Linked DNA regions of Mus musculus: region 2 is linked to region 1. A link is a loop called in an ENCODE intact Hi-C map of the cell type or tissue named here. Cell type or tissue: gastrocnemius. All regions are shown on one strand. Links, peaks and the distances in the headings refer to the core of each region. The heading gives the core; the rest is flanking DNA.

What was found. Hi-C counts contacts between places; a loop is a spot of excess contacts. Peaks named below come from ENCODE experiments on the same cell type or tissue, not always from the same donor. Only the 100,000 strongest peaks of a DNase experiment are listed, where the experiment ranks them.
Region 2: it touches region 1 in a loop (2.4-fold over the local background); 7 of 42 quality-filtered maps call a loop at or near these places.

What each region holds. Positions count from the first base shown.
Region 1 is chr9:7,829,210-7,834,590 of GRCm38, reverse strand. It overlaps Birc2 (baculoviral IAP repeat-containing 2), which reads left to right. Exons shown (of 8, transcript NM_007465.3): 2 at 1-1,086. The coding sequence starts at 113. Among named protein-coding and RNA genes, the nearest start is that of Birc2, 5.2 kb to the left of the region's middle. In gastrocnemius, for the core only: no CTCF peak of the experiment used is centred there; no DNase peak of the experiment used is centred there; H3K4me3 peaks cover 3,802 bases; H3K27ac peaks cover 1,525 bases.
Region 2 is chr9:7,780,051-7,785,431 of GRCm38, reverse strand. All of the region lies in intron 2 of Tmem123 (transmembrane protein 123), which reads right to left. It overlaps Mir5618 (microRNA 5618), which reads right to left and starts at 1,042; the gene lies at 992-1,042. In gastrocnemius, for the core only: no CTCF peak of the experiment used is centred there; no DNase peak of the experiment used is centred there; H3K27ac peaks cover 1,639 bases.

The sequences.
Region 1 (5,381 bases), core at 192-5,191:
CAAGCAGAAGACAATGAATCTATCCAGTCAGGTGTCTGTGGTGGAGATCTAGTGTCAAGTGGTGAGAAACTTCATCTGGAAGTTTAAGCGGTCAGAAATACTATTACTACTCATGGACAAAACTGTCTCCCAGAGACTCGGCCAAGGTACCTTACACCAAAAACTTAAACGTATAATGGAGAAGAGCACAATCTTGTCAAATTGGACAAAGGAGAGCGAAGAAAAAATGAAGTTTGACTTTTCGTGTGAACTCTACCGAATGTCTACATATTCAGCTTTTCCCAGGGGAGTTCCTGTCTCAGAGAGGAGTCTGGCTCGTGCTGGCTTTTATTATACAGGTGTGAATGACAAAGTCAAGTGCTTCTGCTGTGGCCTGATGTTGGATAACTGGAAACAAGGGGACAGTCCTGTTGAAAAGCACAGACAGTTCTATCCCAGCTGCAGCTTTGTACAGACTCTGCTTTCAGCCAGTCTGCAGTCTCCATCTAAGAATATGTCTCCTGTGAAAAGTAGATTTGCACATTCGTCACCTCTGGAACGAGGTGGCATTCACTCCAACCTGTGCTCTAGCCCTCTTAATTCTAGAGCAGTGGAAGACTTCTCATCAAGGATGGATCCCTGCAGCTATGCCATGAGTACAGAAGAGGCCAGATTTCTTACTTACAGTATGTGGCCTTTAAGTTTTCTGTCACCAGCAGAGCTGGCCAGAGCTGGCTTCTATTACATAGGGCCTGGAGACAGGGTGGCCTGTTTTGCCTGTGGTGGGAAACTGAGCAACTGGGAACCAAAGGATGATGCTATGTCAGAGCACCGCAGACATTTTCCCCACTGTCCATTTCTGGAAAATACTTCAGAAACACAGAGGTTTAGTATATCAAATCTAAGTATGCAGACACACTCTGCTCGATTGAGGACATTTCTGTACTGGCCACCTAGTGTTCCTGTTCAGCCCGAGCAGCTTGCAAGTGCTGGATTCTATTACGTGGATCGCAATGATGATGTCAAGTGCTTTTGTTGTGATGGTGGCTTGAGATGTTGGGAACCTGGAGATGACCCCTGGATAGAACACGCCAAATGGTTTCCAAGGTAATTGGTTCTTTTGTTTGTTTTCAAGTCTGGGTTTCTTGGAGTAGCCTTGGCTGTCCTGGAACTCACTCTGTAGACAAGTCTGAACTCAGAGATCTACCTGCTTCTTCCTCCTGAGTGCTAGGATTAAGGGTCTGTACCACCACTGCCAGCCTTGATAATTGGTTCTTAAAAATGTTTATTGTGGCATGGAGGATTGAACCCAGGGCCTCATATCTGGTTGACAAGTTTTCTTGCCTATATACCTTACCTCTTAATTTTTATTGTTTAGAATAAATTTAGGAACACATTGTTAGTGTATTACAATTAGAAATTTTGTATTTGAAACTGATCAGCTATGTGAACTTGGATTCATTTCTAAAATGAATGGACGGTGTTAGTTGTTTTTATTGTGTTAAAATACACATAAAATATACTAATTTAGCCATCTAAAATTTAATCTTCTGTAGTATAAAGTATATGTGTACTGTTTTTTAGTCATCTCCAGACTGAAACTGTATCCCATACACTTGTAAGCACACCCCTGGCACCTACCCTTCTGCCTACGATATCTGAATCTACTTTAGTTACCATAGCCACAACACATGTAAGTGGAATCATACAGTAAAGAGATCTTGGACATATGCATGCCTTCTGTGATAATGAGGAATCATTGGACTCCTTAGGGAATTACAGGAACTTTTAGTCATTTTTTGTATGGTACATGATGAACAGGAATTTTGATGTAACTATTTACATTGTTAAAATATAAGTAGTTTAAAATTATATGATGGGACAGGTAGTGCACCTATGTCAGTTTGCCTTTAATCTCACCGCTGGGAGCAGAAGCATGCATTCTTTGTGAACAGAGACCAGCCTGGTCTACAGAGCAAGTTCAGGTCATCTAGGATTGCATAGTGAGACCCTGTCTCAAAAACAATTATCATGAAGAATCATCAAATTTGTATGTTAGGTCCAGTGTAATGTTAACATTCAGGATTCTGACACCACTTTGAAACTACCCTGGGTTACTTAGAACTGTCTCAAAAAAACAAAACAAAGAGATAAATTTTGACTTTGTTGTTGTTTTTGTCCTGAAAACTGATGTACTTAATTTACTTAAAAGTGTTAATTTTGGCCAGTTGTGGTGGTTTACTCTTTAATTTTAGCAGTTTGGAGGCTGAAGCAGGAGTGTTCCAAGGTCAACGATAGCTTGGGCCTCATTGTGAACCCCAGACCAATCAGTAGTGGAGGTCAAAGAACAGCTCTCCTTCCACTGTGTGAGTTTGGGGATGGAATGCAGGTCATTAGGATTGTGGCAGGAACTTTTACATGCTGAGCTATCTTTTTTTTTTTTTTTTTTTTTTTTAGATATTTTCTTCATTTACATTTCAAATGCTATCCAGAAAATCCCCTATACCCCCCTCCCCCTGCCCTGCTCCCCTACCCACTCACCCCCACTTCTTGGCCCTGGCGTTCCCCTTTCCTGGGGCATATAAAGTTTGCAAGTCCAAGGGGCCTCTCTTCCCAGTGATGGCCGACTAGGCCATCTTCTGTTACATATGCAGCTAGAGACACGAGCTCCAGGGGGTACTGGTTAGTTCATACTGTTGTTCCACCTATAGGGTTGCAGACCCCTTCAGCTCCTTGGGTACTTTTCTCTAGCTCCTCCATTGGGTGCCCTGTGTTCCATCCAATAGCTGACTGTGAGCATCCACTTCTGTATTTGCCAGGCACTGGCATAGCCTCACAAGAGACCATGCTGAGCTATCTTGAAAGCCCATAGAGTTTAAGCCTTCTGTTAATGCAACAAATTTGGCAAGTCGTTTCAGAATCACTTGGAGTTTGGTTTTTAAGAACGTGTTTGGAAAACAAACCAACATGTTCTCCATAATATTGTGCTAGTATGAATTTAGTCTTCATTGTTGGGAAAAAAAACAACAATATAGGAAAGCATGTTGCCTCCAGTCTGCCTTGTAGCATCCAAGAATTCTCAGACTAAAATGTCTCAGACATTGGTACCCTGGGGAAAACTTACAGTTGCTAATGTCTACAGTTTGGATTGAAATGTCAGTTTTAAATGATGAAATCATTTAATTGGCCTTGTATGTTATAATTTGAAGTTTAACTGTTGTATCTAAAATAAAAAAAAACATTTTAAATTTTATTTAAATTGTTATACTTTGTAAAACAAAATTCCTCACAGTTTTAAATAGTTAACTAAGGGAACCAATGTTTTGTGTCAGTGCAGCTCTGAACAGGTTTTAGCTGTAACTATCTTTGATCTCAATAAAGACAAACTGTAACAGATGATCACTAGATTTTAGTATATACAGTTCACTTATTTATCAAATATTTAGGTACCTTCTAAGTAATATTTTAGGTGCCAAGGATTATAATCTGTTGGGAAGGAAGAGTGGAGAAGGAGCAAGTGTACAGTAGTCAGGACTTACTGTACTATGTCTTTATTATTTTGCTGGTTTAGTTTTTGTTAACTTGACACAAACTGGGGGTCACTTGGGAAGAGGGGACCTCAGTTGAAGAATTGCTTCAATCAGATCTTAAAGTAGTCTGTTTTGTAAACTAGTAACTTAATTTCATTTGTATACAAAAACTCTGTCTCTGTCCTTTCCAACAGTTCATGGCTTTAATGTATCTTTTAAAGTTACATCCATTGTTTCTTTTTCATATGATAACTATAGCTGCATACTGTCTTTATAGAACAATTGCAACTATAGTTACAGCTACAGTTACTTTCAGCTCTGTACTGGGGTAGTACTAAGACTGAATCTGGGCCCAGTGTTTGACTGTTATTGTCTGCAGTAGTCTGAAGGTGATTATGTATTTGTCTTCACCTGTAAATTTTTTACTTTCTTATGCTTTTGAGAGGTGCTTATTGTATTCTTTCTTTATAAGCTTACATTATGTGTTTTGTTCTCTTGAAACTCACCAAGCTCCCTGAAGATGAGTATTAATTGCTTATCTGGCAATATCTACCTTTCTCTTTCTTCTTTTGAGTTGGATCTTGGAAAATTATTTTGTTCCTTTATTGTTATGTTTTTTAAGTTTCTTCTAACTCTGCTTCTTAGATTTTGTGACTGTGTTGAGCAAAGACTGTAGATGGGTGTTGGGGTGTGGTTGTGGGCTTGGGCTTGTCAAAGGGTATGGCCGACTCCTTGGGAAGTCCAGAACTGCGGCAGCTCTGTTATCTGAAGGCATTGTCAGTGAAGATTCTCAGTGTCCAGGGAAGCATCAAAGCTTTTGATGGCAGTGCTGAAAGACTTAATCTTAATAATCTCTTTTTGTTGTGGAAAACATCCTGTCCAGGGACCTATGTTCTAGCTCATGAGTGTTCTCACGATGATGGGGGCAGTAGCACTGGTGGCTTGATGTTTTAGAACCTAAAGAGAAGCCACAGAGCCGTGTGTGTGTGTGTGTGTGTGGAGAGAGAGAGAGAGAGAGAGAGAGAGAGAGAGAGAGAGAGAGAGCGTGAGCGCACTGACTACTGTTCTGTGCTGCTGCCAGTGTCTAAGATAAGGACACATTGAGCAGCTGGAGTAGATCCTGGGCTCTGGTGTGTGCAGAGCAGTTGTAGGGCTGGGGCTTAAAGAGCACAGGAGCAGAGTGGATATAGGGTGAGCTCTGGGGTACAGAGGAAGGGTTAGGGAGGAAGGTGGTGCCTTTCTAAAGGAGAGGCATAGCAGCATCTGTCTCCAGGGTTCCTCAGCAGCACTAGTGGTGGGAGCTGGCTACTCTGAGGCAGAGGAGGTTCTGAGCTCAGTGTCAGTGCACACTAGAGAGACCTCAGGGAATCTATGATTATCTCAAGGCTGTTGATAGGTCCATTCACCAAAGCAGGCCTTTAGAGCCGTGGTGTCTCCTAGACTGCTGATAGAAATACTCTGTCCTCCTTTGAGCCCACCTGTTTCCAGCTTTCTCTGTAAACTCATCCTTCCCCGTGTGCCTCCTGTGGCTCCTCTTTCCCCCTTCCTTCGTTTTCTTTTTCTTTTCTTGTGTGTGTTGCCCACATTTTTTTTTTTCTTCATTTTATGTGAATTGGATTACTGAGTCCTCCCTGGGCTGTTTGTCTTGGTTTGTTACAGAGATTAGAAGGCTAGTACCTTTCAGTTTGCCCTCTTGCTGATAGTTTCTTACAAACTCTCCTTTATTACATGCTTTGTATTTGTTAGTCCCACCGAATGACAGTGAAGGCCATTACCCAAATTCTTTAGTAAAATTAAGGAAGCTCCATTTTCTTAGGGTTATCTCCCTAAAGTGGGATTTGAAAAAGCTCTCTAGTTGGCCAATGGTGGCGC
Region 2 (5,381 bases), core at 252-5,251, 49 kb after region 1:
TAAGACTCATATATTTTATAAACATTTGCACTTTTCATAGGTTTTTGAGACAGATGCTGTTACTCCTGTTACTCCCACTTATAGACAAGATAAAGGCATACATACAGATGGGAACTTGTCCAGTAAAGTTAGGCGATTTGATTGAAAAGCCCTTGACCTGAGTCACCAACTGGCCATGTTACACGAAGCAGCAGCAGCACCATGACGTCTGGAAGCCGTGGCTGGAAAGGGTGAAGAGTTAGACTACTGCCCAGGACTAACCATTACCATGCTCCTGGCTGGAAAATTGTGAATAGACTTTAGGTTAAAAAATTACTAACATGCTCAGAATTACTTAAAACATACATGTTTCAGCTAGGTGCGCACCAAACATGTTAATGTTCCTTGAATCTGCATAGAAGAAACACCAGCTCATCTCTATCAGGGAACTAAACTGCATTGACAGTGGCCTTCCTCATACCAGAGTCTGTCTTTGCAGGGCTAATTATGCCTGAGATAACACTATTAAAGCTGTACTAGCAATTTCATAGGCTATGCAGATGGTCCTGTCACTCAGTTACAAAAGATTTAGGCCTAAACACAGAACAGGCATGTGCAACCCTGCAGCTGCCACAAAAGAATGTGGTCATCCACAAGCTTAAAGCAAGCCCACAACAAAGAGTCGGTCAGCAAAACAGTGTCTGCTCAAATGTCAGCAATGAAGCCCCTGGAGGCAACAACTGCACTGAACCAAACCAGCAGATGGTTTCAGCTCACTGTGGAAAGGTACCACAGCTTTTGTTTTTGTTTTTTGGAGTCAGTGTCTTGTTACATAGTTAAGGCTGACTTGGAACTTGCTGTGTAGCTCAGACTGACCTTAAACTCAGAATCGTCTTGCTTCAGTCTCCTGAATACTGAGATTACAGGGAAAGGTCTCTATGTCCAGCCAGGTTAATGGCCTATGCGTGTAACCAGCCTTCACGAGGAGGAGGATTGCCAACAGTCTGAAACTACCCTTTACATGGTATAGTGTGTTTCAGGTCACTACACGGTGTAAAGGGTAGCCCCAGACTACTGCATAAGCCATCTGGCCTGGCTCTAGCACTAGAAAATTTAATACTTAATGTCCAACATTTTCTTTGAAAGACAAATTGGGCTAAACAGAGAAACCCTGTCTCGAAAAACAAAACAAAACAAAAACAAAAAAAAAGAAAGACAAATGGAAAATGAAACCTTGCAACAGTGAAATACACACATGCTTATTGTTCTCCAGGAATACTGCATTTTAGACAGCAGCAGCTACTGTGAGCCAGAGGCCATGCCAGGTGTTCATGTTTTCGCTGTATGATTCCTGTCACAGCCTCAGAGGAGTGACAGCGAGAGAACTGAGCTAACCCTCATGGTTCCTCCAAGCCTGCTGCGCCTGCCGCAGCTGCACTATCTGTTCAACAGCGAACGCCCAGCGGATGCCACGTTGTCCTGTGAAGTGCTCACCCAGACACTGACTTCCCACTGACAATGTTCCAGACACCACAGGCAGCAGGAACAAATACGTGTGCATACTTAGTCACAAATACCTGAGGTAGAAAAGCACAGGTTTAAAATCAGAGTCTCGCAACTTTGATTGCTGTTGTTTTTCTGGTGGAGGTGGAACCTGCCAGCTGGCTGTAGCCACAGCCCCTTCCCACCTCCCAATATTGACGCATACAAAGAATAACCCCCTCCACCCGCCCAAGTGCGAGCATATTCTCACAACTGCTTCCATCTCAGAAGCCACTGTCCTAAACTGAGGCCTTCATTACACTACTTTACTTGATAATGTTTCTATAATGCCAGCAACAGAAACACCTGTGTTCGCCTCAGTCTGTGTGTTAGTTTTCTGTCAGCTTGACACAAGCTAAAATGGCATCTGTGAGGAGGGAGCCGTAACTGGGAAAACGCCTCCAAAAGATCAGGCTGTTGGTAAGCCTGTAGGGCATTTTCTTAATTAGTGACTGGTGGGGGAGAACCCAGCCCATTGCTGGTAGTTCTGGGTTCTATAAAAAAGCAGGCTGAGCAAGCCAGGAGGAGCAAGCCAGTGAGCAGCACCCTTCTGTGCTCCTGCTTCTAGGTCCTGTCCTGTTTGAGTTCCTGTCCTGACTTCCAATGATGGACTGCAGTGTGGAAGTGGAAACCAAATAAACCCTTTCTTCCCCAAGTTACTTTGTTCATGGTGTTTTATCACAGAAATATCAACCCTAACTAAGACAGTGCTGCCAATAACCCCCTCCACCCGCCCAAGTGCGAGCATATTCTCACAACTGCTTCCATCTCAGAAGCCACTGTCCTAAACTGAGGCCTTCATTACACTACTTCACTTGATAATGTTTCTATGACATATAATACTACTCTCTGTGGCTTAAATTTTAGGTAACTACTCCATGACAGTATGTTTTCTGACATCTGCTCTTTGCACTAAACACAACTGGTTTCTTAAAGTATTCAAACCTTTTTTTTTTTTTCCTAAGAGCTGTACTGTTACATAGGTTTGTTATATAATCAGGTATTTTTCTTATTCCCCATGGTCCTTAGAATCTAACAACTACTGAGTCCAAAATCCCACATCTAGGAGTCTAGTCAATTATAGCTCAAGCTGCTAATGATGCATATGTAAGATCACTGCAGAACTACTTAGAAGAATATAATACGCACTATGGGGTTTGGCTAAGGAACTATCTGGATTTATACCACCTATATATAATGAAATAGTACAAAATAGGAAACATTTAAAATTAGCAATATGGCTCAGTGGGCATAGGTGCTTGCTGTCAAGTTTGATGACCTGGGTTTAATCTTCGAAACTCACATGGTACAAGGCGAGAACAGGGTCCTGCAGGTTGTCCTCTGAACTCCACACATGCACAGTGTGTGATATATCCCTATCCCCACACTATACCCTCAAATTCTTTGCTATGTTTCCTTCCAAAAGGTGAGGGATTTTTGTTGTTGTTTTGTTATAAACATCCCTTGTCTCGAGATTATCTTCTAAGAAAGAGAATATGGTACAAGCCATGCCTCTGAGGCTAGCTTCCACAGCTCCCTCCAGAAGCAGGCTGTTGGGGACACTTACTACTTACCTTTCCCGTATAAGCTGGCCATGTCAGTCACCCGAGAGGGGACTCCTACTTGGTCACACCTATATAATCACTGCCAACATTGAACTGGCCCTACTGGAGTTACTAATTCCTGATATATATGGATGCCACATAATGGGATATTTTTAAACAACCACGCTCAGAGCTCTGAACTTGCAGTTATATTAGAGACAAAGCCAATAACATGGCATGTCTCTCTGTTATTCACTCCAGTGAACACTGGCTGTATCTAGGAGTTACTGGAAGGAATGGGAGGAGGCCAAGATCCTTTCGAGTTTTTACTTTAGATGCTAAAGCATCACTTCAGAGAATAAATGCATACATTACTAATGTCCACAATTGTCCAAAGGCCTAGAAAGATTTTAAACAAGACACACTCTGCAAGGAGCAGGGGAGCCCTGTCTGAATGGCACAGCCAAGTCTAAGACCTTATAGCCTCAGAGTCAGAGGGATGGCAAAGCCTTTCTTGGACCCAAGTGTTGACAGTGTGTGCAGAAAATGTCCACCAGAGCTCCCCCCCCCCTTCCCCATATTTACAGCCTGAAGAGTGTTCCCCTACAGAGACTACAGTTACTGAGACTGTCCAGTGATATGCAACGACCCATCCCTCTATTCAATAGCTCTATATAATAAACACACAGAGCCTCCAGGGCTGCAGTGTCTCCACTGAGTGCCCAGACCACCTGACCCCAGTTTTCTCTCCTCCTGGCTTATGTATTCCTAAAACAACTGAATCTCTACTCTTGTAAAAGAAAAGTACAAAATATTTTAACTTTAGACACATTGTGAGCAAGCTCTATTATGTGGTTTCCTGGCTGAGTACTGATTATAAGAGGCAAATTGAGGGTGGAGTGGGCAATCAGAGGAGGCATAATCCTGGTACAAAGACAGATGACTAACAGACAGACAGCTAACTTAAGCTATTTGAAGCTATTAGACAATGGGAACAGAGACCCCTACAGATGTCTGTGACTGAGGGATGTCTTAGGAAGCACTGTACATGCATGCAGAGCTCACCTTCTGTGACCCTGGGCAGGGCTGTTACTGTCATCCTAGAGAATGGAAATCAATGTGGAACAGGACACAGAAGACTCTGGATTCCTTTCCTGAGAATTCAAATTTCATTTTTGGAAACACTACTGCTTTCCAGACTTCATACCAGTCGATGAGGTTCACCTGGACATCCTACCTAACACCAGGAAGCCTGCTTAGAAACACAGCATTCTAAGGCAAAGGACATGTTCATCATCAGTGTTGAGAAACACCGAGAAGGCAGAACATCCATCTTTGTAAAACTCTACAAGAGGAAATGAAGTCCTGGTTGTATCAGTTTTCATGGTCAAGAACAGCAGGGCATACCACATCCTTATCAGTCAGCCACATGAAAGCCTCCAAGGGCCAGGCGCATTAGAAATAGACTGAGCAACAACAATATGAACTAACCAGTACCCCCGGAGCTCGTGTCTCTAGCTGCATATGTAGCAGAAGATGGCCTAGTTGACCATCATTGGGAAGAGAGGCCTCTAGGTCTAGCAAACTTTATATGCCCCAGTTCAGGGGAACGCCAGGGCCAAGAAGTGGGAGTGGGTGGGTAGGGGAGCAGGGCGGGGGGAGGGTATAGGGGACTTTTGGGAAAACATTTAAAATGTAAATGAAGAAAATATCTAATAAAAAATAGAATAAAAAATAGACTGAGCTCTGTCCTGGCACATTTTCTGTGTAGCTTTTCCTGCCATAAAGTAACCTCTGTGGTTACTGCATTGGATTGGATGCAAGACCACTTGTGCCACGCCTGGCAGCACCATGCAGTGCGGGCTCTACCACTCACACTGTGAACACACAGGGAAGATCAGCTTGGCCCTGGGGAGCACTCAGGCTTGCTTCCCCTCAGCTGAGCTCTAATCTTCAAAAGACTTGTGTCACTTCCCTCCTACCTTGCCACACCTCCTGTCAGGCCTGTTCAAGGACTATTTCCTCTAAGATTTTCTTCAAAGAATTTGAAAGAGACATATTTTATATGAATATATGGTTTGTATTTTTTGTTTTGTCTTGTTTTTGAGACTGGGTTTCTCTGGTTGTACTGGAACTTGCTCTGTAGACCAGGCTGGCCTCAAACTCACAGAGATCCACCTGCTTCTATCCCCTCCCCCCACAAGTGCTGGGATTAGAGTGTTATCAATATGTTTTTTTTTTGCACGTATGTAATTGCACCATGTGCGTGCTTGGTGCCCACAGAAGTTTGAAGGGGGCGTTGGATGAATGGTTGTG